Regions from separate parts of the Homo sapiens genome. Here region 2 is linked to region 1. The links are chromatin loops, found by intact Hi-C in ENCODE. Cell type or tissue: endothelial cell of umbilical vein. All regions are shown on one strand. Links, peaks and the distances in the headings refer to the core of each region. The heading gives the core; the rest is flanking DNA.

What was found. Hi-C counts contacts between places; a loop is a spot of excess contacts. Peaks named below come from ENCODE experiments on the same cell type or tissue, not always from the same donor. Only the 100,000 strongest peaks of a DNase experiment are listed, where the experiment ranks them.
Region 2: a loop joins it to region 1, with 3 times the contacts of the local background. A loop is called at or near these places in 3 of 110 quality-filtered maps.

The regions. Positions count from the first base shown.
Region 1 is chr20:6,261,388-6,276,541 of GRCh38, reverse strand. No RefSeq gene overlaps it. Among named protein-coding and RNA genes, the nearest start is that of FERMT1, 150 kb to the right of the region's middle. In endothelial cell of umbilical vein, for the core only: a CTCF peak has its summit at 11,155 (motif pointing left); a DNase peak (open chromatin) is centred at 11,121; H3K27ac peaks cover 361 bases; H3K27me3 peaks cover 388 bases.
Region 2 is chr20:7,367,830-7,384,175 of GRCh38, reverse strand. It overlaps LINC01706 (long intergenic non-protein coding RNA 1706), which reads right to left. Exons shown (of 3, transcript NR_110610.1): 3 at 15,675-16,346. MIR8062 (microRNA 8062) reads right to left here and starts at 12,568; the gene lies at 12,484-12,568. In endothelial cell of umbilical vein, for the core only: a CTCF peak has its summit at 8,043 (motif pointing right); no DNase peak of the experiment used is centred there.

The DNA of each region.
Region 1 (15,154 bases), core at 7,041-15,040:
GTAAAGAAATGATCCCTTAAACTTGACTTCTAGAGAAGGGAGAAAAAACATCATGCTGATTTGTAGAGATTTCTTAAACTCTTTAAATGCCTTGAAAACCCTCCCTTCCGTTTCCCACACCAAGGGTCCCCGAAAGTCTATACAAGAAACATAGCAAAAGCACAGGCTATAGCCCTGGTGTTTTCTTAAAGTGTACGTTTAGTCTGGGCATTAGCTGGGGAAAAAAACTGTATGAAACTGAATCAGATTTTATAGCAAGGTGGTAAAGAGAAAATCCCTTGGGACTGAATTAACTCTGGCAAATTACAGAAGAATAAAAAAAAAATCAGGTGAGTCGTTTTAAATTTATACCCGAGCAAACAAATTAATTTTGCTGTGATTCCAGACCACTTTTTGCCCTCATCTGAGGGGAAGAAGTAGCTCATTTTGACAGCCAAGGATGTAACAACTGCTGGTCTTTATGCACTCGATAATTCATTGAGGTTGCTTTGTTTTTGTTTTTGTTTTTGTTTTTTTAAACTCTAAAAATGTTTGAAATTGAACTACACCCTCATTAGCTGGAAAGCTTAAATTGGTAGCAAGGCCCGACTTCTCTCCTAGAAACATTTTTTTATTCTAGCATCTGACCCGGACTCCTCCCCGCACTGCCAGCCTCATTGGATCCCAAAAAGACAGACACCCACAGCTGAATTTGAGTCCAGACACCATATTTTGGGGAATGACTAAAAATACCAGCCCACCTATTTTTAGCTTGGAGAATAAACATTATCTGTGTGTTTCTTTGGCTCCCAGGAGATTGTTTTTAGTCACAGAATTGAATACCCCTCCTTCCCGCCATGGATTATTTTTAAAATGTGGGCTCAGAAATAGCCCACATACAGAACAGTGAAGGCCTGACTGCCCTCAGAACTAGGAATGTACTGTCCAGAATCAAAGCTGATGCATTAAATATGCCATCAACAGAAGTTAGAGGCCCAGAGAACCAATACGTTTTTATTGAGGACTTGCCATCCTCCAACATCGTGCTAAGATCAACACTTTTGGTTGTAAGAAGCAGTCACTCATAAGCTATCAAATGAACTGGGTGAGAAGTTGTGATGGGAATTAGGGGTGAAGAGAGAATGAATTGATAAGATGGACTAGACTGGAAAGACTATTCAGAGTGTGGGGAAGAGCCTTACTTAATTTAGCCAAATGGGGAAATTCAGAAGAAGTTGAAGTTAATTTCTATTTCTATTTCATTTCTATTTCTGTTGCTCTTTAAACTGCTGGGTCATCCCATGTCAAAGACTGCAGTGATATTGGTGATAAAGAATGTATTCTCAGCATAGTCCTTAAAGGGGTCCCTGTCACAGGTCTCAAGTTTTAGAGAGCTTCACTCTGGGCCTCATCCAGCCACAACCTTCCCTAAGGATGAGCTGTCCATGAGGCCAAGGGAATGTGCCCTCTGGGAGCCCACACTTACTTATCCTCTGCTATCAGTTGATTTGTGTCTTCCAAATTTATACATTGAAGTCCTAACCCCAGTACCTCAGAATATGACCTTCTATAGAAATAGGGTCTTTACAGATGTAATCAAGATAAGGTCATTAAGGTGGACCCTAATCCAATATGACAAGTGTCGTTATAAGAAGGGAAAATGATGCCACAGACTCACACACAGGGAGGATGCCATGTGAAAGTGAAGTCAGAGATCAGAGCGCTGTGTCTACAAGCCAATAAACACCAAAGATCACTAGCAAATCACCAGAAGCCAGAGGAGAAGCCCAGGAAGGATTCTTCCTCACAACTGTCAGAAGGAGCCAATTTTGCTCAAACCTCAATCCTGGACTTATAGCCTGCAGAACTGTGAGACAATAAATTTCTGTTGTGTAATCCACCCAGTTTATGGTACTTGGTCCTAACAGTCTTAGCAAACTAATATAGCCTCCTTGTAGACCAGACCTCACTACTAGGGCTATCCGATCCCTTGGGTCCCTTCTAGGGGCTGCTGAAGGCAGCATATGTCTCTAGTTTGTGCCCCTCTAAGCCCCTCTAAGCCCAAGGGGTAACCAAGGGACAGCTGTTCATGTGGCTTAGATGCACCAGCTTGCACATGAGAGAGCCCTTTGCTGGTACAGGAGGGAGGTGGAGGGATAAAGAGAGGAGCTGCAGGCCTGGACTGAGGTCAGTTCCTCTTCCAATAGAGACTCCAAGGATTGTAAGAATTCTAAATTTGAACCTTGCCTTTTAGGTAAGTAAAGACAATGGTGAATTTATCAAGATAGGAGGCTAAATCGCGTTGTTTTTAATGATTTGTTAGCTTACCTTTTAACTTCTAAATAGTCTTATCTGGGGTCAGTTCTCTGTTCTCTGGCCTCAGTCTCTGTTCTCTGGCCTCCTTCTGTTCTCTGGCTTCAGTCTCATTAAGATTTGGGGAGGGTGGGACTATTTGTTTCAAACCAAGATGCCATAGCCCATGCCAACAATCTGAAATAAACCTCCACCCAGCACCGTCCTTACATTTGGAAATGAAGCCATCACACATCCAAGGCTAAACAAACCCTGTGTCCTCCTGCATAATGAAATTTTACTTGCTTTGTGAAAAAAGACATATTAAATACAAAAACCTAAAAATATAAATTCTTTAGCCAAAGTTTCCCACCAGAGCTGATTATTTTTTAAGAACTTGTATGTTCTAAAGGAAAAAAGAGATAAAAGGCTTTGGAAAGGCCCAATTTTAGACAGCAAAGCCACCTGGGCCCACTTAGTTTCACTGAAGCTCAGTGTTTTACAATTGCATGATCAGTCCAAGAACACTTACCCTTCATTTCAGTGGCCCACCCTCAGCTCACTTAGAGATCTGCCCAGCCAAGACAATTAGAAAACTATGTTACAGGATATCATATAAATGTATATCCACTGATACCGTGGCTTGAGATCCTGAAGTTTGGAGAAGATTAAATACAAACCTACACACTTAATGGTGCCAATTGGTTCATAATTTCAGATGGCTGGAATCTGATTTCAGGACATTTATGACTTCAAGCTTTTCCAAAAGGAAGTTCTTAAGAAAAATATAGATGTAGGGATGGTGAAGCCAAAGGCTAAATCAGGTTATAGAGTGACCCCCAAGGATATGCATTAAAGGAGAATTACATAGCAGCATTAACATGGCGGCCACAGTAATGGTCTTTTTGTAGGTCACGTGTTCAGACAACATTCAGAGAGCAGTAACTGAGAATGTTCTGGATACAAAACAGGAAAAAAGTGGCTGTATAAAACTGTTTTGGGACTTCCCTGTGAGACCCCAATTAGCATTTCGACAAGAGGCCTGGCTCCATTGACATGCACATGAAATAATCCAAGTTCAAGACAAAATTATGTAAAAATAGTTGCTAAAATTTTGCTAAAATCATGTTAAAATAACTTTTTAAACTTTTAATTAAAAAAAAAGAAAACTTATTTTCTGCCTTCTTGTTTGACCTACAAATAGTCTGTCCAATTGCCTTGGAAAGCAGGAAATAGTTAATTAAAAAAAAAAAAAAAAAAAAAAGCAAGCAGGCCAGTTCATAAAAGTGAGCAACAGACTCCAACACCTCATATTCTCACTGCTTTCCCTTATAAAATAATAGAAAAAGCATCATAAAATCAATATTAACTTGTTTAAGGAGCTGTAAAAGAGCTCTCTGGTCATTTGCTCCAACTATAAAATTATCTCATCATCTCAGTGAACTGCCAATCCTTTAAGAACTATCTACTATGGCTGTCTATTAGTCCTTAACGACATAGTTTTATAACTACTGGCATATCTTTCTTAAGGTTGGAGACGAGTTTTTTAAAGCAAACATATCAGGTAGTGCAGTGGAAATCTTTCAAATTTACCAAAAGGTACTCTATACATTCATGCAAACACACAGTGAAACAGTAATAAAACTTTCACACCTCTTTCCCAAATAAAACACCATGAAGTATTGTATAGCCAATGCAATCTCTAGAAACTAACCTCCCCAAATTTTCTTGTACTTTTCATGATAAACTAAAAATATTAAGTCATAGGACCACTCACATGCAATTTCTAGGTCAAAGAATAACGCATATACATTATTTCCCAGCTTTTCTGTTTTACTTTTCTTTGAAGAAACAACTCTCAGTGCCTCTTGACTGGCTTATACTACTAAGATCTTTTTTCCTACTATGTATAGTCCCTAGATCACTGTTCCCTAATTTTGTGGACACAAGTTAGAAATTTCCATCAGACCTCATGGCCAAGAATGGCTCTGCTTTTCTTAAGAATTAGTGTGTTTCTTATATTAGGAACATGGTAATTCTTAATGACTGATGATGTTTCTCTCTTTGCCTTGGCCACCAGACCACGTTAGTTCCTCTTACCCCTACCAGACAATTTTTTTCTACCTTCATTTCTCCTCTTATTTTAATTATCTTCAATTTTATCTCCTAAGTTGCACAACTTTTTACCTTAATATTTTTATAGAAAAATATAGTCACTTTTTTTGTTTTATCTTAAAACTATCATATAAAATTATTTTAAATTCCCTCCCCTCCCATCAACTTAGAGCAGATGTTTCTAGGAAACCCTTCTAGATAACGTGACTCAAGTGTTTCTAAAAATATACCCACCTTTACCTTAACTTCTTCAACCTCATGTTAGATCAGTACTTATAAGCACATATCCCCCAAAGTGTAGCTAGATCTCTAGATTGTTAGGATTGGTTGCATGCAGTTTATCTCCTTCTTCCATGTTTCCATTTAGCTGCAGTGTTTATATTTCCTGGGACAGGTAAAGCTACTTGAGATTGAAGAATGTGCCCACACAACCATCCCTTGCTGGTTAACAACCTCATGATTCCTGGGCAGCTCACGTTGCCTAGAAGGCTGTTATATACATCATAGCTTTTGCTATTAATAGTCAGGATAAGATAGGTTATGCAGAAGTAACCAAAGAATACATCTCAGTGGTTTCACACAACAAAGATTATCACTCATACAAAATACACTGCAAGTTCAAGCAACTTCCCAGGGCAACCATTCTCCATACGGTGCCTCAGTAATCCATGCTGCTTTGGTTTATGAGACAAAGTCATCACAACACAAAGGTACATCCATGATCAGAAAGACAGAGGGAGAAACAGGAGAATTGCAGAGGCACTGGAAGCAATATACTTCTCTTATGCTTTTATTAGCCAGAAAAATTCACGTGCCCCTCTCTAATTGCAAGAGGACTGGGAAACAGACTCCTCTATGCCCAGGGAGGACAGGAGAGCCAGATGTTAGCAAACCCTACTAACATCTGGCTCTCCTGTCAGATCTGGCTCTCCTGTAGTTTTTTTTAACTACTTTAAAAAAAGAAAAGAAAATTCAAGTTGCTAGCTTGTCACAAAGAACTAGGAATAAATTCAAGTTTTTACCAGATGAAATTATTTGAAGTGATTTAATCCAGTAATAAGAATATATTTACACTCTGGTGAATTTATCCTTCTTCTCCAAAACCACTGCCAGCTTCCCACTGGCTCAACAAGAGTCCACTCTCTCACCTCCGCAAGCAAGGCTCTTCAAGCTCAGCTTCTCTTTCCAGCTTCATCTCCAAGTACTTACCCAATTAGCATTTTGCTCTAAACATATGAGACAGCTCACGGCTTGTACTAAACTGTACATTTTCCCAAAATATACTTTGAGTTTCCCATTTTAAAACTCTAAAAGTTTATTTAAAGCTTTCACAAAAAGCTTGCTCCCTATTTCAATTACCAACCACAAAACTTATCTATTTAACTTGTAGAAAACAACCAACTTAACTTTTTTCTTCACCTTACCACCACTAATGTTTTAAATATTTTAAATATTATTTAATATTTTAAATATTTTAAACATTATTTAATATTTTAAATATTTTAAACATTAATATTTTAAATATTTTAAACATTATTTAATATTTTAAATATTTTAAACATTATTTAATATTTTAAATATTTTAAACATTATTTAATATTTTAAATATTTTAAACATTATTTAATATTTTAAATATTATTTAATATTTTAAATAAATAATTGCTCAGAACTATTTCCTCTTCAGCATGAGGAGTTAAGATGCTAGGTGCTCTTCTCTAGAGTGAAAAATATAAAAAACAAATTTAAAACAAGCCCGATTGAACAATCTAGACTTTACTTTTTAATTTTCTACTCTAATTTTTAGCATTGTAAAAATAACATATACTCGTTTCAAAAATTTAAACCACTGCAGAAATATTTAAAATTAATAGCTCATATTTGTTATTAGCCCTGTAATATGCTAAGCACTTTATGTGAATCATGTCATTAAATCCTGACAACAATCTTATAAGAAGTACTATTGTTTGCATTTTATAGATGAAGAAACTGAAGCATAAGGGAGTTAAATATCTTTTTATCACAAAGATAAAAAGTGGTAAAGCTTTTATTTGATCAAGCACCACGCCAGGAATGAAAAGTCTCTTAAAATATCACCCTCCTTAAAATCCTACCCCCAGTTAGAAATTTCAACCTGGGCTTTTAAAGATGGTAAATAAAATATAGCGAACTTTTTCCAATGAGAACATTGACCTATAAAAGAAAGAACTTGCAAGTCCCTGATTCATTCAACTCCCCACAGGAGCAGAGTTTTTGAGAAGCGTTTCTTTTTAAGAAAAGCTGTTTAATTGGTTCATGGTTCTGCAGGGTGTACAGGAAGTGTGGTGCCAGCATCTGCTTCTGGTGAGGGCCTTAGGACACTTCCAATCATAACGAAAGGCAAAGGGAGAACACATGGTGTCACATGGTGAGAGTGACAGCAAGAGAGCTAGGAAGGGCTGTCCCAGACTTTTAAACAACCAGATCTCTCATGAACTAACTGAACGAGAGCTCACTCATCACCAAGGTGATGGTGCTAAACCATTCATGAGGGATCCGCCCACATGATGCAATCGCCTCCCACCATGCCCCACCTCCAACACTGAGAATCACATTTCAACATGAGATTTGGAGGGGACAAACATACAAACCAGTGAAGGGGAAAGAGCTGAGGAAGGGGAAGGTCTCAGCCTGATCCTTGGAACGGAATAACCCTGTATGCCAGAGGCTTGGCTTCACTTTCTGATGACTCCCAGACCCATGTTTCACTCCCGTCTCCCCTCAGCTTCACAAGCTTTACTGAGTGCTGGAGGTGGACAGCTCCCTGTCTTCAGGAGCTCCCAGTGGTCATCCACGCATGCAGGCATCTATGCTAGGGCGCATGGCACTATCACTGGGTTACTTCTATGCCTTGCACTGGGAATTGAGTTAGTTCTTGTCAATATCCACTCCAACACAGCAGTTTACAAATACATTTCAAACCTAGTTTTCTAAAGGTGCTGAAATGACATTCCCCCAAAATTTTCACTTTGGACTACAATGATGGGTTGTTACTTCCATAAGCAAAAATGCAAACTTTATTTTCCTTTTAGAAAACAAATTAAGTTCAAGGGTATATGTGCAGGTTATATAGGTAAACTCATGTCATGGGGTTTGTTGTATGGATTATTTCATCACCCAGGTAATAAGCCTAGTGCCCATTCTTTATTTTTCCTGATCCTCTCCCTGCTCCTACCCTCCATATCCTGGTAGGTCCCAGTGACTATTGTTTTCCTTTTTGTGTCCATGAGTTGAGAAGTACTTCTTGTCCTATCTGCCCAATATCTTCTCTCTCTCAACTTGATTCTCCCACTTGGCATCCTTCTTTAGGTTTAAGGTGCCAATCTACCTCTCAGGTGAGAGTACTTTCCAAATGTCATCTGTTTATATTATTATTAATAAAAAGAAGCTTGTTGTCTAGAATGGCTAACACAAATAACCACTAAATCACCATGCAGACTGACTGTCAACTGTAGAGCAGCAGAATGGGACCCAAAGATGCATCTTTAGTGGAGAAGAAGGGAAAATCTCACTGAATTCAGAGTATTCTCAGAGAAGGTTCAATGGGAAGGGTATTGCTATGAGCCTCCAACAGACCACCAGTGGGTAGAGTGAGAGGAAGTGATGAAAAGAAATTCAAGAAGGACCAAATGAACATAGCTTGCTGGTTACACTCAGCCATCCTCCTAAATGACTCTCCAAATAGTTCAAGTAAAGAATATCCTTTCTGTTTTGAGATGGAAACATTGCCTTCACCACCCCTTTTATACTTGAGGGAATCCTGAAAGTAAGAAATTCTTTATTTGGGGAAAGGTAACTCCAAGAGTCTGTTGAAAGCAATAGACCCTAACCCCAGGGGAAAAAAAAAAAAAAGTCTATGAACAAAATTTCCCATGTAATTTCAGGAGGCTTCCAGACACCAAATGAAAAGCTGGTATTGTCAGCAGTAAAAAGAAGAAAATGGACAATGCCCTATATGATATCCTCCCTGTGCCTTCACAGTGCTAAGGGGAGAGAAAAAATGCATAAACTCACTTCATATCATCCTAAGTGTCTTTGCGCATTAGAAAGAAAGAGGGAGGTTGATAAGGAGATATGCAGGGGAAGTGCCTCCCTCCTGTTAAGACTCTTTTCTACCCCACACCAACAAATTACCACTGTGATTATTGTTGACACACCTGCAACGTGAATGACGCCCTCTGCGGTTGCCTCAAGGACCATCTGTACAACCTATGTGGAGCCTGAAAGACCATTAAACAATCAGAGAATATGAACCACAACAACAGGCTAATGAAAGAAATGTGACATATTAATCTAAGTGAGAAGCATGTCGAGCATTTTTTTTTTCTCTCCTGAGACAGGAGTTCACTCTTGTTGCCCAGGCTGGAGTGCAATGGCATGATCTTGGCTCACCACAACCTTCGCCTCCTGGATTCAAGAGATTCTCCTGCCTCAGCCTCCCGAGCAGCTGGAACTACAGGCATGCACCATCATGCCTGCCTAATTTTGTATTTTTAGTAGAGACAGGGTTTCTCCAAATTGGTCAGGCTGTCAGGCATCTCTTACAAAAAAGGACAACCACCAGTTAGTTCTTTGCATTAGCCAAGGACAAGGCAAAAGGAAGAAGTTTGCAGGTACAGCACGAAACATTCCGGCTACAGAGAAGGAAGAACTGAGTAACAGGAGTGGTTGAAAGACTCTAGCTGGGGTTGCTTAAGATTGTCTAGCATTTCCTTTCTTGAGATTCAGGCACATTTGTTCATTCACAAAGTACCTACCAGCCTTTGCTTAGGCATTCACAATTCCCTCTTAGATTTGAAATGGAATACCAGATCTTTTTATCTCATACTACTTCTAAGCTAGTAGACAGTTGTGATGGATAAAGATTATAGATGAGTTAAAACAACAGCAAAATGTCCTCCCAGCTCCAATTCTTACTTATGAGTGGAAGGTTTAGCCAAGTCTATTAAGTCCATTTACATCTCAAATTAGATGTTACCACCCCACAGCAGCCTTCCTTGTGGCACACCAAAAGTGGGTTTCCCACCACACCCCAAGTAAACTCTATCTCAGCCCACTTACTGATTTCCTTCCTATCACTTGCCAGAATTTGCACTTTTTCACTTGTTTATTTACTTATTTTGTTTGCTGTTGTCTGAATTAGAATGTTAGAACCGTAAGAGAAAGAAATATGTGTGTTCTTATCATACTTGTGTGTATTCCCAGCACCCAGAGTCGTGTCCAGGGTATGGCAGCTGCTCAGCAGTTGAAGAATCCATGAACCTTTCTCAGCCTTTTTTTTTGCCTGTAAATCAGAGGTTTGCTGTGAGGACTGAATGAAAAAGGAAGGGCTTCTATAGCAGCCAGATCTATTCCAGCCAGCTCTGCAGTCAGGAGGCATCTTGGCTGCTGTTCTTCTAACTGGAAGTCATCATCAACAGGAGTGTCTAGAAGAGCCAAAGGCAGAGAAATCGATGTCTGCAGCCTTCATCCATCAAGTCCTAGCAATGGCTCCCTTTTTGTCTTTTTTCTAGCTTTATGTCATAATTTGCTGTCCCCAGGAGAGGATGGGACAAACAAGTAGGAGGGAGAGGCTTAGTAACAGGGTCAGGGGTGGTAAACCTCTTCTACTGCAGCCACGTGTGGCCCTCCCTTAACACTTAACATCCAGGGCAATGGTGTGCCTTAAGATATTCTTCAGCATTTCTCTGAGGGGCTTCTCTGAGATCAGATCATAACAATGAGACCTGTGGTAGTTAATTTTAGATGTCAACTTGACTAGGCTATGGTACCCAGTTGTTTGGTCAAACACAAGTCTAGATATCACTGTGAAGGTATCTCTCTTTCCCTCTCTCTCCATATATATGGGCTAGTATGTATATATATATATATATATATATATACATATATATATATATATATATATATACACACACACATATATTATTTCTTTGTGGGGCTTGAGACCAGATTATAGCAACGAGATCCATGATAGTTAATTTTAGATGTCAGCTTGGCTTGGCTATGGTACCCCATTGTTTAGTCAAAAAATAGTCTAGATGTTCTATTTTTTAAATGGTTCTGCTTTTCTGGAGAACCCTGAAACAAGATCATTGAAGCATTTCTCAAAATTTGTGATTTTTACATGGAGAGAATCTACATTTTTCACAGAGATTAAAAGCCATTTCATAATTCTTTCTTAGGAAAATGGTCAAAAACACCAGGCTATATGAGAGGAACGGTCCTCAGGAGCGATCTGTTGTAAGCGCCTTCTGGCCTCCTCAGAATCACTTAACCTAGGCTACCCCTCTGTGATTCAGAGAAAATTGAAACCACAGTTTAGAGCCTCAAAAAAGTTCATCGAGTGGGGAAATGAAGAGCTCCTCAGAGTTCTGACGCAAATGGAAAAGATTTTTTTCCACCCCCGGCTACCCCTCTGGGCCCTTTCACCACCTGGGAAAAAAAGTGGCACATGATTGAACAGCGTAAGTGTCTCTCCCTCCCTCTTGAATTCCATTTTTTAAAAATCTCTTTTCTAAAAATACAGGGAATTCTATGAATCTTTTTTCTGCTTCTGAAATATTTTCTACAGAATCTAGTACTTGCAAAGCGGTGATTATGAATGACTAAACAGTCTTGCATATATTTCTGGAATACTTGGAAATGCCTCTGTTATTTTTGGAAATGTGTGCTTGTTCAGGTTATTCCGGCAATGGGCAGCTACTGCAAACATTCTTTCGTGATAAAAAGCCTGTAGCTCCACCTACTGCTTCCTCAAAGATGACAACAGGGATTTCAGTGCTAAAAAATGAAAACTAAGATCCTCTTAAACAGTTTCATTTTCAAATTAAAGCTTATATATTTAGTTGCTTTCAGTAAAAATAATATGTCTCTACCACTGGCAAAAGATATATAGCCCATACATTAGGCATCACTAGCAAAAAGGGGGAAATAAAAGCAGTCAAGGAATGAATTGAGTATTTTGAAACATCTATCAATGTCTTTGCCAATATCTGCTGAAAAGCAAGCGAGATCAGAGAAATCTTTGGAGAATACACAACTTTGTGGAAAGAATTGACTTTAAAACATAAGCAAAATAATCACAAACATGAGGCCTGATGGTATCAGTGAATCTTATTTTGCCTGGATTTGAAGAAAATGGTGAAATGGGAGCTGTAGGCAAGAAAGAAGCAAACGAATCCAAGTCTTTAAATGTTCTTTTTAAAATGGTCCAATTCTCAACTTCCTTGTCTTTTCTCATGGCTCACTCACAGAGGATCTGGTCCAACAAACAATTTTTACTGAAATTAATTCTTTTGTTTTGACTATTTCCATTGCTACCAAACCTCCAAATCAACGCCCCTCCATTACAGCAAACTTTCCTTTCTAATTTCTAGAACCTCAATCACAATAGATTATGCTATTCTGTAAGATCAAGAAGTGCCAACAAAGAAACTTTTTTCTATTCTTTTATTCTTCCTATGAGTCTAAAATGCTTTTCAGATAAAATCTAGTTTCTTTCTACCACAGCTAATAAAATAAAACAATACCTTTCTCCTATTCGCAATTTTAAACTGTGAGGCATAGCTGACCTACAACAGAAAACTGGGAAGAACACTGAGAGCTACAACATCAGTGTTGTCCAGGGGTACAGTCTGTTTGTTGCTAAGTCTAAGGGGATTTTTTTTTTCTGCTTTCATTAATCAGACTTAACTGTTTAAAAGTATAAAGCTTTGGTTTCACAGTACTGCAACAACATATTGTAATTATATCACATCGAAATATTTTGCACCTTTAAATATTGAGAAAGGTTTTTTTCTTTTGTACAACTTTTTAATTTGATTTATTTTTAACCCTCCAGAGAAGTTGCCAGAATCAGACCAACACCTCCAAGGTACTTTTTATCCACGTCCAAATTGGGGCTAACTGAAATTGTTTCCCATTTGTTTTCTCCTTTCTCTCTAAAAGGAATTTTTTGCAACCCATTTGAGAATAAGTGGTAGACATCATGCTCCTTTACTCCTAAATATGTCAGCGTATATTTCTTAAGAGGAAGATGTTTTCTTACGTAACCATAGCACAATTATTAAAATATAGATTTAACATTGGTATAATTCTACTCTTTAACCCACAGTCCACATTCAAAGTTTACCTATTATCCCAACAATGTCCTTCAGAGCTATATTTTTTTATCCTACTCCAGGATCCAATCCAGACTCACACTTTCCATTTCATTATCATACATTTTCGGTCTCCTTTATTTTGGAGTAGTTCTTCAGCCTTCCTTTGTTTTCCATGACCTTGACATTTTTTTAGAGATTCTTTCATAGAATCTCCCCTATTTGGGGTTATGCATCCTTTGGTACAATTATCACAGAAATGATGTGTTCTTCTCAGCATATCACATCAAGAGAGATAAGAGATGCTGGCAACGATAACTTGGATCACTTGGTATGAGATGGTGCCTGTCAACTTTTTCTATTATAAAACTATTATTTTTTCCTCCACAATTAGTAAGTAGTTTGTAAGAAGATACCTTAAGGCTATGAATATATCCTGTTCCTCATTCAACTTCATCTACTAGTTTTAGCATGCATTCACAATTTTTTTCTGAATTACTAATGATGGTTTCAAAATAGTAATATTCTAACTCTATCATCCCTTCTACATCTACTAGTTAGCGAACTATCTTTAGCCTTCTTTATTTTAATATCATCCTCCAGCTAGTAATTGCAAATCAGGAACATATTCACAAAGACCTAAGGTGCTTCTTGATTTGAAAGAGGATTCTGAAAAAATTTTGAGTATTAAATCCTAAGGAAAATGTTAAATACCCCCCACCAAAAAAAAAAAAAAACCTCCAAACCTTTAAGCAAATTCTTCCAAAAACTTGGAACTATCAAATCAAAACTAAAATTTTTTTTAAAAAAAGAAAAGAAACCTCAAGTATCCTGAGAGGTGGTCTGATGAAGGCCAGGAAAATATATCTTCTCCCTCTGTAGTCTGAGAACCAGGGGAAGCATTCATCCTGAGCATTTGTTACCTGAGGCCACTGTTCAATCTCTACAGTTCTGCAACTTGAAGAAACCTGGAAAAATCTTTGAACTCACTTCCGACCTTGCCACTTCTTCCCAGCAGGGCCTCACATAGCAGTCTCCTCAAAAGACAAAATGAGCTTACCCTGAAGATCTTCAGAAATGCCCACCCTCTGCCAAACAGCAATCCTTCCTGTCCGATAGGATCCTGTAGCTAACCAAGGCCCTTTATTCCGCCTTCCTTTCATTATTAGCCTCAGTGTAACGATCCAGCAACCAAGTTTCATAGCTTCTGAAAGAACAAATTTTTGAGTCTTGTGAGAGTTAGGTTTATTCAGCAAATATTCACTCTGTTACCCCTTCCTTTGTGGGTGAAGTTTATTTCCCTGCTCCAGGGACATTGGCCTTGGCCGTATACTTGCAACCTGTTGACACTCCATTGGCCACGGCAAGTGCCATTCCACCTGCTTCCACAGAGTGTGGCTTGACCTCCTACTTCCTGTGATAGCCACGAGAAGAGCAGGGCTGGGTGGACACTGTCTCTTTAGTCTGAGCCCCCAGATAAAAAATGCACAAGGAACAGACCTGAACCCAACTCACAGCCTGGATCTAAGACCAGTCAACCCTCAAACTGTAGTAGTCATGCATTTGAGGCCACTTAAGACCAACTAAACCACAGGTCCCCTGAAGACCTATTGAGCATGAGAATAACTGCCAATTATGTGTCACTGAGTGGTGTATTAGCATTCTCTAAAGGGACAAAACTAATAGGATAGATGAATATATGATGGGGAGTTTATTAGGAGAATTTACTCACATAATCACAAGGTGAAGTCCCACAGTAGGCCATCTGCCAGCTGGGGAGCCAGGAAGCCCATCCAAGTCCCAAAACTTCAAAAGTAAGGAAGCTGATAGTGCAGCCTTTATCTGTGGCCAAAGGCCTGAGAGCCCCTGGCAAATCACTAGTGCAAGTCCAAAGAGTCCAAAAGCTGAAGAACTTGGAGTCTGATGTTCGTTGGCAGGAAGCATCCAGCACGGGAGAAAGAAAGAGGCCAGAAGACTTAGCAAGTCTGCTCATTCCATGCCTGCTTTTATGCTGGCAGCTGATTAGATGGTGCCCACCCAGATGGAGGTGGGTCTGCCTCTCCCAGTCAGCTGACTCAAATGTTAATCTCCTTTGGCAACACCCTTATAGGCACACCCAGGAATAATACTTTGCATCTTTCAACCCAATCAAGTTGACACTCTATTAACCATCACAGTTGGGGATGGTTTGTCACCCAACTTTGCTATGGCATAGCTGACTAATACAAATACCATAATAAAATCCTTCCCTACTACGTTCTCCAGATTAAATAAACCCAGTTCTATATCACCCTATTATAAGGCCCTCTTTTGAAGCTTTTTTCTTGTTTTTCTTGCATTTTCTTGTTTTCTCCTTTCTTAGCTTTCTCTATAAGAAACTGCTTTGTGACTTAAGAAACGTTTTCCTCCAGAAAACCTGCTGAAGATTCTAGGCAGCGTCATAGTGAGGCATTTCTTTGGACTTGTCTCGTGGCATGACAATTCAGAAAAGGTTAAGATAAAAATCTAAACAGGCCGGGCGCGGTGGCTCACGCCTGTAATCCCAGCACTTTGGGAGGCCGAGGCGGGCGGATCACGAGGTCAGGAGATCGAGACCATCCCGGCTAAAACGGTGAAACCCCGTCTCTACTAA
Region 2 (16,346 bases), core at 3,206-11,205, 1.1 Mb before region 1:
GAAATACCATACTTGCTTTGGTTTAACGTATAGTAAGGGATTCACAGGCTTAGAGAGATTGGAATATTAAAGTGGGTTTGTCGCTTTCAGTTTAATGTAAAGACACATGCACATGTATGTTCACTGCAGCACTATTTACAATAGTAAAGACATGGAAGCACCCTAAATGCCCATCAAAGATAGGCTAAATAAAGAAAATGTGGTACATATATACCATGGAATACTCTGCAGCCATAAAAAAGAATGAGATTATGTCCTTTGTAGGGACATGGAGTTGGAGGCTGTTATTCCTAGAAAACTAACACAGGAACAGAAAACCATATACCGCATGTTCTCACTTATAAGTGAGAGCTAAGTGATGAGAACACATGGACACACAGAGGGGAACAACACATACTGGGGTCTTTCAAAAGGTGGAGGGTGGAAGGAGGGAGAGAATCAGGAAAAATCACTAATGGGTTGTAGCTTTAATACCTGAGTGATGAGATAATCTGTACAACTAACCCCATGACTCAAGTTTACTTAGGTCACAAACCTGCACTTGCACCCCCAAACTTAAAATAAAAGTAAAAAAATAAAAAATAAAAAAAGTCTATTTGCCCAGTCTGGGAAGACTCAGAAGACATACCTTTTGCCATGGCTGTGAGAAATAAATTTGTGAGTGGAGTCCTTTCTTCCTTGAAGAGGTCTCTGTAACTCCTCTGTCTGCCAGACCTTACAGTGAGAGCTGTGGACAGTAGGAACTTTGGTCACTGAACTGGAAAACATAATTCAGCTGGAGTAATTTGATCCTGGCATATTGGCAAGGGACCATTGGTGGCATTCAACCACTAAAAGTAAGATGGGAGTGGTTGTTGTAATAGACAGCAGAATCAAAGCAGCAATCAGAATAACCTGACTTTCTCAGACCTATGGTGTTGGAGCAAGATGAATTTATTAATACTGCCTAGTTGATTGTGGCATTTCTAGAAGTGAAACAGACAGGAAAAATAATAAGTTCTTAATTTTTGTTCTAGCAAAACAATTCTAGTTCAGCGAATAAAAATCTAACCAAAATGATAAAACAGAGGGTCACGGCTGCTCAATCCATTCCCAGACTAAACATGTTTACACTTCCAAGACCCATTGTATGAATAGAAGATCAAGTCCCCTTGAGAAAGGACACTGTTTTGGTCTGTTTTGTGTTGCTATCAAGCAATACTTGAGGCTAAGTGATTTATAAGGAAAAGTGGTTTATTTGGCTCACAGTTTTGCAGGCTGTACAAGAAGCATGGTAACAGCATTTGTTTCTGGTAAGGACCTCAGGAAGTTTTCAATTCTGGTGCAAGACAAGGGGAATGCAGGCATGTCACATGGCAAAAGAAGGAGCAAGAGTGAAGGGAGGAAGGCCAGCCTCTTTTCAACAACCAGCTCTTGAGTGAAGTAACAGAGCAAGAACTCCTTTATTATCACAAGGAGAACATGAAGCCATTTATGAAGGATTCACCCTCATGACACAAACACCTCTCATTATGCTCCACCTCCAACACTGGGGATCAAAATTTAACATGAGGTTTGGAGGAGACAAATATCTAACCCATATTAGACTCTGGTACACTGTAAAAAATTTGTGTTGCTATTTTTTTTCTCCTAGCCTTCACCAAAGTGATCTATGACCTTTTACCAGGATAACTGTGCATTAAGAAAACGGATATAATTATACCCTTTTTGCACTACTAGGTAGTTGTTCTGGACAAATCCTATTTTCAGGAGATCTAAGACATCACTGTTGTCCACCAGTCAGAGTAGGGGCTTATGGAAGTCAGGTAACTAAAAAGGTTTCAGCTCAGATTCTTCCCATAGAGGGACAAGTATGTCCCTGACCCCAGCCTATGGTTATTTCCCTGGTTCTGGAAGGCATAAGTGGAATAGGCATAGTTAGCAAATGACAGAATCCCAACATTTGTTCCCTTACCTGTGGTGTGAAGGCTACTATGGTAGGAGTGGCCAAGTGGAAGACACTAGAAAAATCTCTATCTAGGAAAGTAACAAATCAGAAGCAATTAAAGTATTAAAAGATTAGCGCCACCACAAGGAACTAGAAAAATGCAGGGGTGGCAATTCCCACAACATTCCCATTCCTAAGCATGACTATTTGGCCTGTGCAGGAGATAGATGAACCTTGGAAAATGACAGTGGATTATGGCAAGCTTAACAAGGTAGTGACTCCATTAGCAGTTGCTATACCAAATGTTATTTCATTGCTTGAGCAAATTAACACTTTTCCTGATATTTGATATGTAGCTATTGATCTGGCAAGTGCTTTTTAGTCCATTCTTTTCAAAAGGACCGTAAGAAGCAGTTTTCTTTCAGTTGGCATGGCCATCAATACTTCTTCACTGTCCTATCTCAGAGGCATATCAACTCTTCAGCCCTATGGCATAATTTAGTTTGCAGTGATCTCAACTGAATTTCCCTTGCACAAGGTATCATCCTGGTCCTTGACATTGGTAACATAATGCTGATTGAACTTAGTGAACAAGAAGTAGCAACTCTAAGTCTATTCTAGACATATTGGTAAGACATTTGTGTGTCAGAGGGTGGTTTTACCCACTTTCATTACCTAGGGGCCCAGTGGTATGGGTCATATTGAGGAATTTCTTCTAAAGTGAGGGATAATTTGTTTCATCTTGTCCTGACTACAACTAAAGAAGAGGCACCACAAGAAAAGTGGACCTTACTGGATTTTGGAGGCAACACATTTCTCACTTGGTGTCTTGCTCCAGCCCATTTACCTAGTGATACAAAAGCGATTAATTTTGAGTGGGGCTCAAAATAAAAGATGATTCCACAACAAGTTCAGGCTGCTGTGCAAGCTGCTCTGTCATGTAGGGCATATGCTCCAACAGATCAAAACGTGCTTGAAGTGATAGCAGCAGATAGAGACATTATTTGGAGCCTTTGTCAGGAACCCTAAAGGTGAATCACAGAGCGGGCCCTTTAGATTTTGGAGCAATATCCTGCCATGCTGTCCTCTGTAGTTAGCTACTCTTTGTGTGTGTGTGTGTGTGTGTGTGTGTGTGTGTGTAGCAGTTCTTGGCCTGCTACTTGGCCTTTGTAGAGGCTGGGTGCTTAACATGGGCTAGTAAGTTACCAGGTGACCTGAGCTTCCCATCAAGAACCAGCTAGTATTTGACTCACTATTCCATAAATTTGGATGTGTACAGCAGAGCTCCATAATCTAATGAAAGTGGTGTATACCTAATTGGACCCACACAGGCCCTGAAGGCTCAAGTTAAGTTACACAAAGAAGTAGAGAAAATGTCCATGGTCCTCAGTGCTGCTATATTACTGTCTCTTTCCCAGCTTGTACCTATGGCCTCATGAGAAGCTTCCAAAGGATCAGTTGACAGGGGAAGAGAAGATTTGATGTCTAAATCCATCCATGCTGCTGTTAAAAAGTACCTGAGACTGGGCAATTTATAAAAAATAGAAATTTGTTTCTCACAGTTCTGGAAGCCTGAAGATTGAGATCAAGGCACCAGCAGCTTCAGTGTCTGGTGAGGGCTCAGTCTCTGCTTCCGAGATGGCTCCTCGTTCCTGTGTCTCACATGGTGGAAGGACAGAAAAGGCCTAGCTGGTTTCTTCTAGTTCTTTTATAAGGGCATGAATCTCTTCATGAGGGCAGAGTTTGCATAGACGGATCATCTCCTAAAGACCCCGCTTTTGAATACTGTTGCATTAGGGATTAAGTTTCAACATGAATTTCAGAGGGGGCACAAACATTCAAAACATAGCAATTGGGATTCATTCTCAGATGTTTCTGCACAATATGAATGCAGCATCCAAATGGACAATTAGAACACTGCAGTCAACTTCAAAGGCATTCCTGAAGAATAGAGGAGAAAAAAAATATCCCCCCAAGGGGCAGAAATGTGAGCAATCTACCTGGTTGTTCACGTTGTTTGGAAGGAGAAATGGCCTTATGTATGACTGTACGTCAATTCATGGGACGTGGCCAGTGGTTTCCCTGGATGGTCACAGACTTGGGAGAAACATAACTAGAAATTTGAGGAAAAGGTATGTGAATAGATATCTCTGAGTAATCACATAATGTGGAGATATTTGTGTCCTATATGGATGCTCACCAATGGATTACCTCAGCAGAGTAGAATTTTAACGATCAAGTGAATAAGATGACTTATTCTCTGCATATGTGTCAGCCTCTTTCCCCGTCCACTCCTGTCATTGCCTAATGAGCTCATAAACAAAGTAGCCATGGTAGTAGGAATGGAGGTTATGCATGGGTTCAACGACATGCGCTTCAACTCACCGAGGCCAACCTGGCTATGACCACTGCTGAGTGTCCAATCTGTCAGCAACAGAGACCAACAATGAGCCCCCAATATGGCACCATTCCCTTTGTTGATCAGCCAGCTACCTGGTGACATGATGATTACATTGGACTCTTTCCATCACAGAAAGGGCACTATTTCCAGTACTTTCTTTCTGGAATAGACACTTATTTTGGATACAGATTTGCTTTCTATGCGTGCAATGCTTCTGTAAAAACTCATCGGTGGGCTTACAGAATTCATTGGCCACCACCATGATATTCCATAAAGCATTGTTTCTGATTAAGGAACTCACTACCCAATAAACGAAGTGTGACAATTACCCATGCTCATGGAATTCACTGTTCCTCATCATCCTGAAGCATCTGGACGCATAGAACCATGTAATGACCTCTTGAATACGCAGTTACAGTGCCAGCTAGGTGGCAATACCTTGTGAGACTGGAGAAAGATTCCCCAGCAGGCTGTGTGTTGTCTGAATCAGCCTCCAGTATGCGGTACTACTTCTCCCATAGCCAGGATTCATGAGTCCAGGAATCAAGTGGTGGAAATGGGCCAGGTATCGCTCACTAATATCCTCTAGTGAGCTACTAGAAAGTTTTTCTTCTTGTTTTCATGGCCTTATGTTCCCCTGACCTATAGATTTTAGTTCTGCAGTGGGGAACATTGCTACCAGGAGAAACAGCAATGATTTCATTTAACTGGAAGTTAATGCTACATGGTCACTTTGGGCTCCTCCTGCATCTGAATCATCAGAAAGAGGGAAATTACTGAATTACTGTGGTGGGTGGGGTGATTGGTCCTGACTACCCAGGGGGAAATTGAACTACTTCTCCACAATGGCAGTAAGGAGGAATATGTTAGGCATGCAGCAAATCCCTGAAGGCATCTCTTAGTTTTACCATGTCCTGTGATTAGGGTCAAAAGAAAATTATAACACCCAATCAAAGGAGGACACTGATATCAGGACTTTTCAGGAATGAAGGTTTTATACCATCAGGTAAAGAATCACCACAGCTGAAGTGCTTGCTGAAGGCAAAGAGAATACAGAATGGATAGTAGGGGAAGATAGTTATAAATACCAGCTATAGCGAACTATGTGACCATTATCAAAATGAGGACTGTAAATGTCAGGACTATTTCCTCCATATTTTGTTACGGATATGTTTGTGTGTATAAGAAAACAATATAATTTAACCTCCCTCACTTATTCCCTTATTATGTAACATAAGATGTATTGACTTCATATATTTGTGTTGTTAATTTTATGTTATATTATTTAAGTTATAAGATGTCAAAGAGAAGAGTAAAAATCACTCAACACTTTACCTGCTCTTTAGGGGAAGAGATTAGTGTGGTTTTAGTTATGTGCAGAATAGCTCTATCATGTTTTATGAAATTATGGCCGTGCTATGTTCTTTATTTGGAGATTAAGTATGTGTACTAGTCCATTCTCAGGCTGCTAAGAAGAAATACCCAGGACTGCGTAATTTATAAAGAAAGAGGTTTAATTGACTCACAGTTCTGCATTGCTGGGGAGGCCTCAGGAAATTTACAGTCTTGCCAGAAAGCAAAGGAGAAGCAGACACCTTCTTCACAGGGTGGCAGGATGGAGTGAGTGCAAGCAGGGGAAATGCCAGACACTTATAAAACCAGCAGATCCCAGTCTGTCCAACATGGTGAAACCCCATCTCTACTAAAAATACAAAAATTAGTCAGGTGTTGTGGCAGGCACCTGTAATCTCAGCTGCTCAGGAGGCTGAGGCATGAGAATCACTTGAACCCAGGAGGCAGAGGTTGCAGTGAGCCAAGATGGCACCACTGCACTCCAGTCTGGGTGACAGAGTGAGACCCGGTCTCAAAAACAAAAACAAACAAAAAAACCCCTGAAAACAAAAAAATCAGCAGATCTCACATGATGAGACTCACTCATTAGCAAGAGAACAGCCTGGAAGAAACCACCCCCATGATCCAATTACCTCCACCTGGTCCTGCCCTTGACACATGGAGAGTACAATTCAAGATGAGATTTGGGGTGGAAACACAGCCAAACCATATCAGTATGGTTTAAGGAGAGGCGTATATGTGCCAAGATGAGAAGGGGTAGAATTGTGATAGTAAAGTTTATGTATTAGCTTTGCTGGGCTATCGAGTGGCTAGACATTAGGTCAAACATTCTGGGCCCTTATGTAAGGATGCCCCTGAATGAGATTAACATTTGAATAGGTAGACTGAGTAAAGCAGATTGACATCTCTAATGTGGGTGGAACTCTTCCAGTTAGTCGAAGGGGCCCTAATGGAACAAAAAAGTTAATCCTCTTGCAAATAAGAGGGAATTTCTGTTTTAGTGCTGGGACATTAGATTTTTTTCCTGCTTTCAGACTCATATTGAGACATATTTTCTTTCTGGGTCTTGAGCCCACCAGCATTTTGGACTGGAAATATACCATAAGCTCTCTTTGGTTCCCAGTTTGCCAACTGCAGATTGTCAGCCTCCGTAATCAAATAAGTCAATTTCTTATAATGAATATCTATCTATCTATTTATCTATAAATATATAATGAGTGTGTGTCTGTACATAGACACACACACATATATATGCATCAAGAGATTCAGTCTACCCATTCAAATGTTAATTTCATTCAGTAGCACCTTCATAGACATGTCCAGAATGTTTGACCTACATGCATAGAGAGATTAATTATAAGAAATTGTGTACACAGACACAAACACACATCTTATCAGTTCTATTTCTCTGGAAAAACCTAATACAGATTTCAGAATTATTTTTTATTTTGAATTAAGTGAAGTTCAGTTCCTTAGTTGGGATTTGCAGAAAAAAACTGTATAAGTTGAGAAGCATTTAGGGCTTTTTATTCTGGAATTTAAACAAGCTGATTTGAGCAGTGATTTCGTACCTCCACATGTCCTGGAATTTGAGATTGAAATTCAATGCTGCATTTGGTTTACCTGTGAAGCCTAAATCCTAATCACATTTCAATAATAGAGATGAAAATCTGGGTGGGGAAACATCATCCAACAACTGCACACAGTGTGCCAACTTTGTGTTAGATTCTGAAAGGTGCATAATGAGGAAAAGTGACCTCATGGAACACTGTACCTAGTGGGAAAGGAAGACCTTCTCCACATAAGTGCACAAGTAAATTCATAACCACAAATGTGGATACTATTTCAAGGGATTTAGTGAATTACCTGAGAGTATTTGTGATAGAGGCTTAATTGCCTCTAAATTATCAGAGAAAGCTTGTTGAGGAGGTGACAGGTAAAGTAAAATCTGAAGGACGTGGAAGAAGTGACCAAGTGAAAGGTGGAAGGAAGATTATCCTAGAACAAGAGAAAGCTTGTGGAAAGACCCTAGGGCAAAGATAGAGGGACAGAAAAAGTCATTAAGGCAACGCAACAATGGTAACTGGATATTTAATTATCAGAACAACTATTTCAGAAAGTCTATTTATTGTTGCATCTTCAATTTGCATAATTATGAATACTTATATATAAATATATTTGTATGTGTATATATAAAATAACATATACGTAAACGTTATACAAGTGTTTGAATAAAAGTTGTATGGTTTATACAATTGCTCAGCTGTTTATTCATAGATATAGTTGTAATTATTTATACACATATTTGTAAACACCAAGAAAAACCACCCTTCCTGTTTTAAATATCTTTACTGGCAATACCTGAAAATACCACCAGATGGTGATGTTTCTCCTAAAAGAATGATACTTCCTATTTTTTTTTTTTTTTTTTAAAAAAACGATATTAATTAATTCAAAATTTAATGGTGTCCTTGTCTGCTAATTCTAACATCCGAGGGAGTTTAGGATTCATTGGGAAGGATTGATTGACTCCATCATAATGAATTGTATCTTTCTGTTCTTTGCATGCCTGTAAATTGTTGGTTTAATACCAGATATTGTAAAGTTTTGCTTCCTGGGTGCTGAATATTCTTTTATTTATATTAATATGCTTGAATTTTGTTTAGGAATACAGCTGAATTACTTATTCAATAGTAATAGTTTTATCTTCCTGAGTCTTGTTTTTGAAATGTGTTAGGTGGCATGAGCACACTCAGTCTGGATCTGATTGTTTCCCATTACTAAGGCAAGATCTTTCTGTGCACTCTACACAGCGCCCCTTGAATCTTGAGGTTTTGTAACTAACCTAGCTGATGGGAATGGGCACTATTTCCAATCTCTTGTGAATCCAGTTAGACAGGACAGTGGCAATTTTTTCAGGTGGTTCTTTCCTCAGTCTCAGGTAGTTTCCTCATATACACAAACAAATCAAATACACAAGGGAACCCTCCGCAGACCTCCAGAGTCCTCGCTCTCTACATTTCTCTCCTCTCTGGTACTCTGCCCTGCCAACTTCAGCTACGTTGTTCTCTGCAGACTCTCAAATCTATTATCAATAAGGAATTTCTTGAGATTTTCCTAGGTACCCAAGGCAGCCATCTGGGGTAAATGAAACACTCATCTCATTTGACTTCCATCGCTCAGCAATCACTCGCCCTTCTTGCCTCATGTCCAGTGTCTGGCAAAATTTGTTTCATATGTTTTGTGTTTTTCAGTTGTTCTTCCTTGGCCAGAAGTAGAAGTCACTTTCTTGCTTTTTAACCAAAGATTTCAGATAACTTTTTTTTGGTGGGGGGAGTGTGTGTAATTTTAATTTTTTTTTTTTTTTTTTTTTTTTTTTTTGAGACAGAGTCTTACTCTGTCACCCAAGCTGGAGTGCAGTACCACCATCATAGCTCATTGAGGCCTGGAACTCCTGGGCTCAAGCAATCCTCCTGCCTCAGTCTCCTAAGTAGCAGGAACATATAGGTGCATGCCACTGTGCTCGGCTAATGTTTTGTTTTGTTTTGTAGAGACAGGGTCTCACTATGTTGCTCAAGCTGGTCTTGAACTCCTGGGCTCAAGTAATTCTCCTGTCCCAGCCTCCCAAACTGTTGGGGTTGCAGGTGTGAGGCACCACACCTGGAGTCTGTTATATTATTCTTAATATTGACTCATTCAAAATACACTGTGCAATTGCTCTGAACAACAATAATGCTAGGCTAGGGATATCAATGTGATCCTGTAACTGAACAAATTAAACACACAAATGTTTAGATACAGAAATAAGAAGGTAGATTTTTTTTGCTTGCAATTCACAATCATGTGCCTCATAACAACATTTAGGTCAATGATGGACTTCATATACAATGATGATCCCATGAGATTATAAGACAGTATTTTTACTGAACATTACCTATGTTTAGATATGCTTAGATACACAAATACTTACCATTGTGTTACAGTTGCCTACAGTATTCAGTACAGAAACATGCTATACACGTTTATGGCTTAGGAGCAAGAGACTATACCATATAGCCTAGAAGTACATCTAGATTTGTGTAAGTACACTTTAGGATGTTCATACAAGGGCAAAAATTACCCAACTGCACATTCCTCAGGAGGTATTATCCCCCTCATTTAGCAACAAATGACTGTAGTTTTGTTTTATTGGATTTTTCTAAATGATTATTAAAAAAACAGAATATTTTATGAAGACAAAGGTAATGACACTAAAGTGAAGGCTTCTTTAGAAGACAGGTCAAGTCACACAATTCTTTAGTTTAGAAGGTTGAAGTGGAAATATTGAGTGTTACAGACCAGAACTTCTCAACCTTTAACATATATATAAATCATGATCTTGTCAAAATGCACATTTTGGTTGCAGAGGACTTGGATGAGGCCTGAGATGCTGCATTTGTAATAAACTCTCAAAGGATACAGGTGCTCCTAAGTGATGTACTGAATTCGGCAAATAAGAGTCATCTGTGGCCTGGCACAGTGGTTCATTCCTATAGTCCCAGTACTTTGGTAGGCCAAGGGGGTGGATCATTTGAGTTCAGGAGTTCAAGATCATCCTGGCCAACATGGTGAAACCCCGTCTCTACTAAAAATACAAAAATTAGCCGGGCGCAGTGGTGCGCGCCTGTAATCCCAGCTACTTAGGAGGCTGAGGCAGGAGAATTGCTTAAGCCTGGGAGGCAGAGGTTGCAGTAAGCACCATTGCACTCCAGTCTGGGCAACAGATTGAGACCATGTCTCAAAAAAAAAAAAAAAAAGCCATGAAACAGTATGCTGTTCAGGGTTTACGTATTATCTATTTACGTATTTCAAAAGCCTTACACAGTATGTTGACTTATAGAAGTTCTCAATGATTATTATGGTGATAAAGTTTCCTTAGAGAAATTTTATCCCATGACTCTTAATATTTTGATCATATCTACCCTGTAAAAATCAATAAAAAAAACATGGTCTGACAAGCGCCAAATTTTTATTCAAATGCATGTATCTTTGCACTTTCTAAATTCCTTTCACAGGGCTTCTAAGATTCTTAAACCTCTTAATTTTTATACATGCTGACACTGTTAATGAGCAGAAATCTTAAGTTATTACTGTAAATTCCAAAGTTGATCATTGGTAGAATTTTTATTATCTCCCAAATCTGTAAATTTTGAATGATTTTTTCCCATGCCTTCTATTATACTGTACTCTTTTTCAGAAAGGAATACATTTTCCATTCCCAAAAAAGAGGATGGATTCTATTGCATAAACCTAAATGAGCTGACTACTGGGAGTTATAACTTTGTCATGGGTTTACTGGCCTGGGAATGTACAGTATAAGCGTGTGTTGTTCCCTAGGGGAAAGGTTTAAGTGCAGCTAGGACCACCTGTTGCTAAATGTTTCCTTGAGTAGCTCTTAGTACAAAAGGGGATGTAACCATTAATGTGTAGTTGCCTTCAGCCAAAGTGAAGTGGGGAGTATATACTTTTATGCAGATGACATTAGCACATAGACATTTGCATCCTAAGATATCAAAAGAATTAGTGACATTCTCCCTTTCTCATTCTCAATAGGGTTATACAGCTGTAGCAATTGCCTGTGGGCTATAAAAATAGACACTAGATGTTCTGGACCATGGGCTTATGAACCATGGGTACGGAAGAGTATTTTGAAAACCCTTCATGTGTAGAATCTGAAATAAATGTGCTTGTTGAGATTCAATAATGTTTGCCGATACCCATGTAGGTGCCGGGGGAACCTAAGGAAGAACCTTAGGGAGGCTGCCTTTTTGTGTGTGGAAGTGGAGGGAATGTTTCAGGACTTTTCCCAACAAAATTCAGAAAGAAAATCTCTGAAAATTGTTTTGGTGAACCCATGACAACTATTTCACTGTACTGACAATTTAGAAAAACAAGACACACGCACACACACACACACACACATTTCCCAGAGCAAAAGTGGACATGAGAGTATCTAGAAAGAGAAAGTGATTTCTCACAACACTGCTTCCATATTGAACTCTTTAATGTCTTTTGAAAAGCAAGGTCGGCCTCAGAACCATGCAGGCCTACAAGAATTCAACCATTTGTTGGTCTTTTGTTAAGATATTGATTAGATTCTTGTTCATTTCTTTGCAAGCCTCCCAGTTTAGTCTATTGATTTGTCTAAGCTTTTTTTCTTAGAGTCTTGAACTAGGTCATCGGAATAACTCTTAACATTTAACTAGAGTCATTAAAAATAAACAGACATTTGAGAATAGTGTAATTGGTTGTGAAGGCATTTCCAAGGTGGAAAGGCCAAAGGTGGCAAGGCAAGTCCTTGTGGGCATGTTGTCTTTGAGACCTGACTTACTCTGCAGTTCTCCAAGACAACTAAAGACTTCCTATAGCTTCAGGCAATAATTTGTCCGAAGACTGTTGTAAGAGTTTGGCTAAAGAAAACCAGAAAGCCTATGAAAACATGGCTTACTAGTAACACATCCCAGCTGTTTGCTCCCTGTTAAAAAGTAGAGAATGATGTGTTCTGGAACGGCTTAAGTGCTCTGCTGTGTATGTTTTTAGAACTGTACAGAGTCTTAACAGCATGAGTCCTGTTCATTTTAATCAGAGTTGTGTGGTTTAAACTTGTCTCTGAATCCAGCTTTTTGCTATTGATATGTCATGTTTAGTGTATAGTCTCTGGAATTAGGTTATTGCCAAATTTCTATTGTGTTTTTGGTGATCATGATCCCTGTGATTTTCTTACTCATCCAACTCAAGTAGAAAGATATCTTTACATCTCCTGTTAGAGCATAGGTTCTTTGAAGACAATATATTACTCATGTTTTTCTTACCGTGAGCAATAATCCTCAAATCACTGCATGCATAAGAGCAGCAGAAGAATCACCTGGAAGGCTTGATAAATCACATATCACTGGGATGCTGCATGAGAGAGTGTGATTCTGTTGGTCTGGGGTGGAGTCCAAGAATCTGCATTTTTAACAAGCTCTCTGCTGCCAATTCTGAGACCTCATTGAAATAGCACTGCCTTGGAGCCCTGCTCCACAGCCCTATCAGGCCACTAATTATATAAGATATTTTATAACACAGCCTTTACTACTCTAAAATGAAATCCATAGATAATATAAACTACCCACATACTTATCTTTAAGTCAATATAATGGTCTAATTATATTGTAAAAATAAATTGCAAATGAAATTAAGAGGAAAATAATTTATGATAAAATAAGTATTTCAACATGTCAATGTTTGGACATAACTACATTGGAAGATATAATTAAGTTGTCATGCTTATACTCATTCATAGGATCACCTTAAATGTCAGTTACAGATGTAGATATGTTGTGTAGCTACTAAAAATAATGACTAGGGTTGCCTTCTGTGATGTGATTTTCTGAAATAGCAAAAAATTATTGAGAAATTGCCAAACAAAATAAAGAATATATTTTCTCAATGTGTCTGGTAGTTGCTATTAATACAGTGTAAAAGAGATACTTTGTATTTATATGTAAAATGAATTTAAGTTTTAGGCTTAATATATAAATATGTTTTTCACCCACATGAATGTCACATAAGACCAGGTTCATTCTTCATTGTGTGAGACTATTCCGCACATTGTAGAACATCTACAACTCTAGGTCCTACTCACTGAATACCAGTAGTGCACCTCAATCTCCAAGTTCTTCTAATGCCTAAGGATACACCTTAACTAGTATATCTTCTTTTTTTTTAAGTTCCGGTGTACATGTGAAGGATGTGCAAGTTTGTTACATAGGTAAACATGTTCCATAGTGATTTGCTGCACCTATCAACCCATCACCTAGGTATTAAGCCCAGCATTCATTAGCTTTTTCTTCTGATGCACTCCCTCCCTCCACACCCCCAAAAGGCCCCAGTGTGTGTTGTTCACCTCCCTGTGTCTATGTGCTCACATTGTTCATCTCCCACTTATCAGTGAGGACATGCTGTGTTTGGTTTTCTGTTTCTGCATTAGTTTGCTAAGGATAATGGCTTCAGCTCTGCCCATGTCCTTGCAAAACACAGGATCTCATTCCTTTTTATGGCTGCATTGTATTCCATGGAGTAAATGTACCATATTTTCTTTATCCAGTCTATCACTGATGAGCATTTGGGTTGATTTTATGTGTTTGCTATTGTGAATAGTGCTGCAATGAACATATGTGTGCATGTGTCTTTATAATGGAAAGATTTATATTCCTTTGGGTTTATACCCAGTAAGGGGAAATGTGAGAAAATCTTTGCTATCTATTCATCTGACAAAGTCTAATATTCAGAATCTACAGGAATTCAAACAAATTTACAAGAAAACCGATTAAAAAGTGGACAAAAAAACATGAACAGACACTGCTCAAAAGAAGACATTTCTGTGGCCCATAAACATATGAAAAAAAGCTCAACATCACTGATAATTAGAGAAATGCAAATCAAAACTATAATGACATATCATCTCACGCCAGTCAGAATGGCAATTATTAAAAAGTTAAGAAACAACAGATGTTGGTAAGGCTGTGGAGAAACAGGAACACTTTTATACTGTTGGTGGGAATGTAGATTAGCTGAACTAGTATATCTAACCTTGCTATCTTTAGTACCTTAAAGATAGTATTTATTTTAATTTATTATTTTAAAAATTGAAGAGAAATGCCCTCCTATGCTGAGTAGAGATTGGTTATCAGACTCTTTTTTCTTGGATGTATTTTATCAAGTCACTGTTTCTTTAAAAATAAAAACTCAACAACAATGATCAATGGTATTTTTCTTTACACTAGTTATTTTTACCTAAAATGGGTGTTGGACATCTTCATCATTGTGCCTTTGCATCATTATTTCAATCAGCTTGTAAATCAGCTGACAGCAGAGTAGCCTTTGAGTCACACTCAGCAGCTGGACTGGGAAAATGGCTTGAGTCCAATTGCATCCAGCTGTGGTCTATACCTAGGTTGTTGGTTTGCCCTGATTTGCCTTGGACAGTTCTAGTTTACACCTGTGGTTTTGCTGTAATTATAAACAATTACATTCATTCTCAAAAGTGTCTCTATTTGGATAATAAATTATATTGTCACCCCAGTTATACCTCACTAATAATACCAGGTGCTAAAGAGATTGTTTTTTTACTTTGTGTAAGATAAGAAATAAGTTTCTAAATGGAAACACCATGGCAAAATTTTCTGCAATAAATCAAGACTTGGTAATTCTTAATGTTCTGAGATTTTAATAAATTACTCTATATAGAAGCGATTTACTATAAACTGAGTAGGATAGGGTATTTTCATTACCAACCATCTTGATGTAAAACACTTATTTTTTTTACATCTTTGTGACCTTTTCTTAGTCTGACTGTGTACAGTCATATCCCAGAACATTGAATGTGTGCCATCTGCTTCCTCTGAAATTTAATGGCTAGGCTGAGGTTCACTGAGAGAAATTAAGAGGCTGTGACTTTTCTTTTGTCCAAGTCTTTGAAAGGAGCAATCCACATCCAACCTCATGTTCTTAAATCCTTTCATCTATGCACTGGATCTTGGAAGGAAACTCGGATGTTAATATGACCATTTGGTGGTTTCAGCATCAGTCTTGCTGCCCTAATCCTCTTTTCTGGAGTTAGCCTGGGAACCCACAAATCTCTAAAGTGCAGCCTTTCTCCATGCTTGCCTGGATCTTACAACCAAATTTCTGAGGCTTCTCAACTATTTCTACTAAATCTCAGCCTCTTTAGTGAATCTTCAAATACCTCTCACTTTCTCTTTCTTTCCCGTGTCTCTGATAATCGTCTTTATTCCTGTCCTTATATCCCAGGCTCTGGCAGAGTTTATTGCTTAATTCTGTGTAGTTATCTCAGTAACAATGGGCTGCCAGTTATACACATACACACACACACACACACACACACACACACACTCTCTCTCTCTCTCTCTCAAAGAGCAATAATTGCTTTAGGTTTAAATATATTTACTTAATTGTGGTCTAAAGTCAGTTTTTATTTTTCTCTTAACCTGATTTATCTCAAAGTAATTCACAGATAGATCTTAGTCTCTAAGGTAAGAATTAAATGACACAATATGTATAAAGCAACTAGCACAGTGTGTGGTACAATGTAAATATTCACCAGGACAAAAATATTATTGATAGTAGTAACAGTTTTTTCGTTTATGATAAGTGAATTTTCTAGGTCCAAATTTCAGGGCAACCCTTACTACAGCACTGGAATGAGAGAAGCATTCCATGGGATGGCTTCTTTAAAAAAATCATGTTTCCTATATAAAAGCACTAAGTCCAAAACCCCTCCAATAGCAAAACACTCCAGGTCATTGCTGTCCTATAGAAATTTCTGCAGTAATGAAACTGTTCTATATCTGGGCTCTCCAATATGGTAGCCAATGGCCACATGTGGCTATTGAACATGTTGTATGTGGCCTCTGTGGCTGAGGACCTGAATTTCTAATCTCAACCACCTTAAATTTAAATTTAATTGCATGTGATTAGCAGTTATAATATTAAAGAGCCCAGCTCTACAAAGATCATCTTGACTAATAGATGTTTATTAACAATATTGTCCCTTATTCTCTGCATACTTATTAGGTTGCATATTGCACTTTTATTATAACCATCTATTTGATTTTCCCCTTC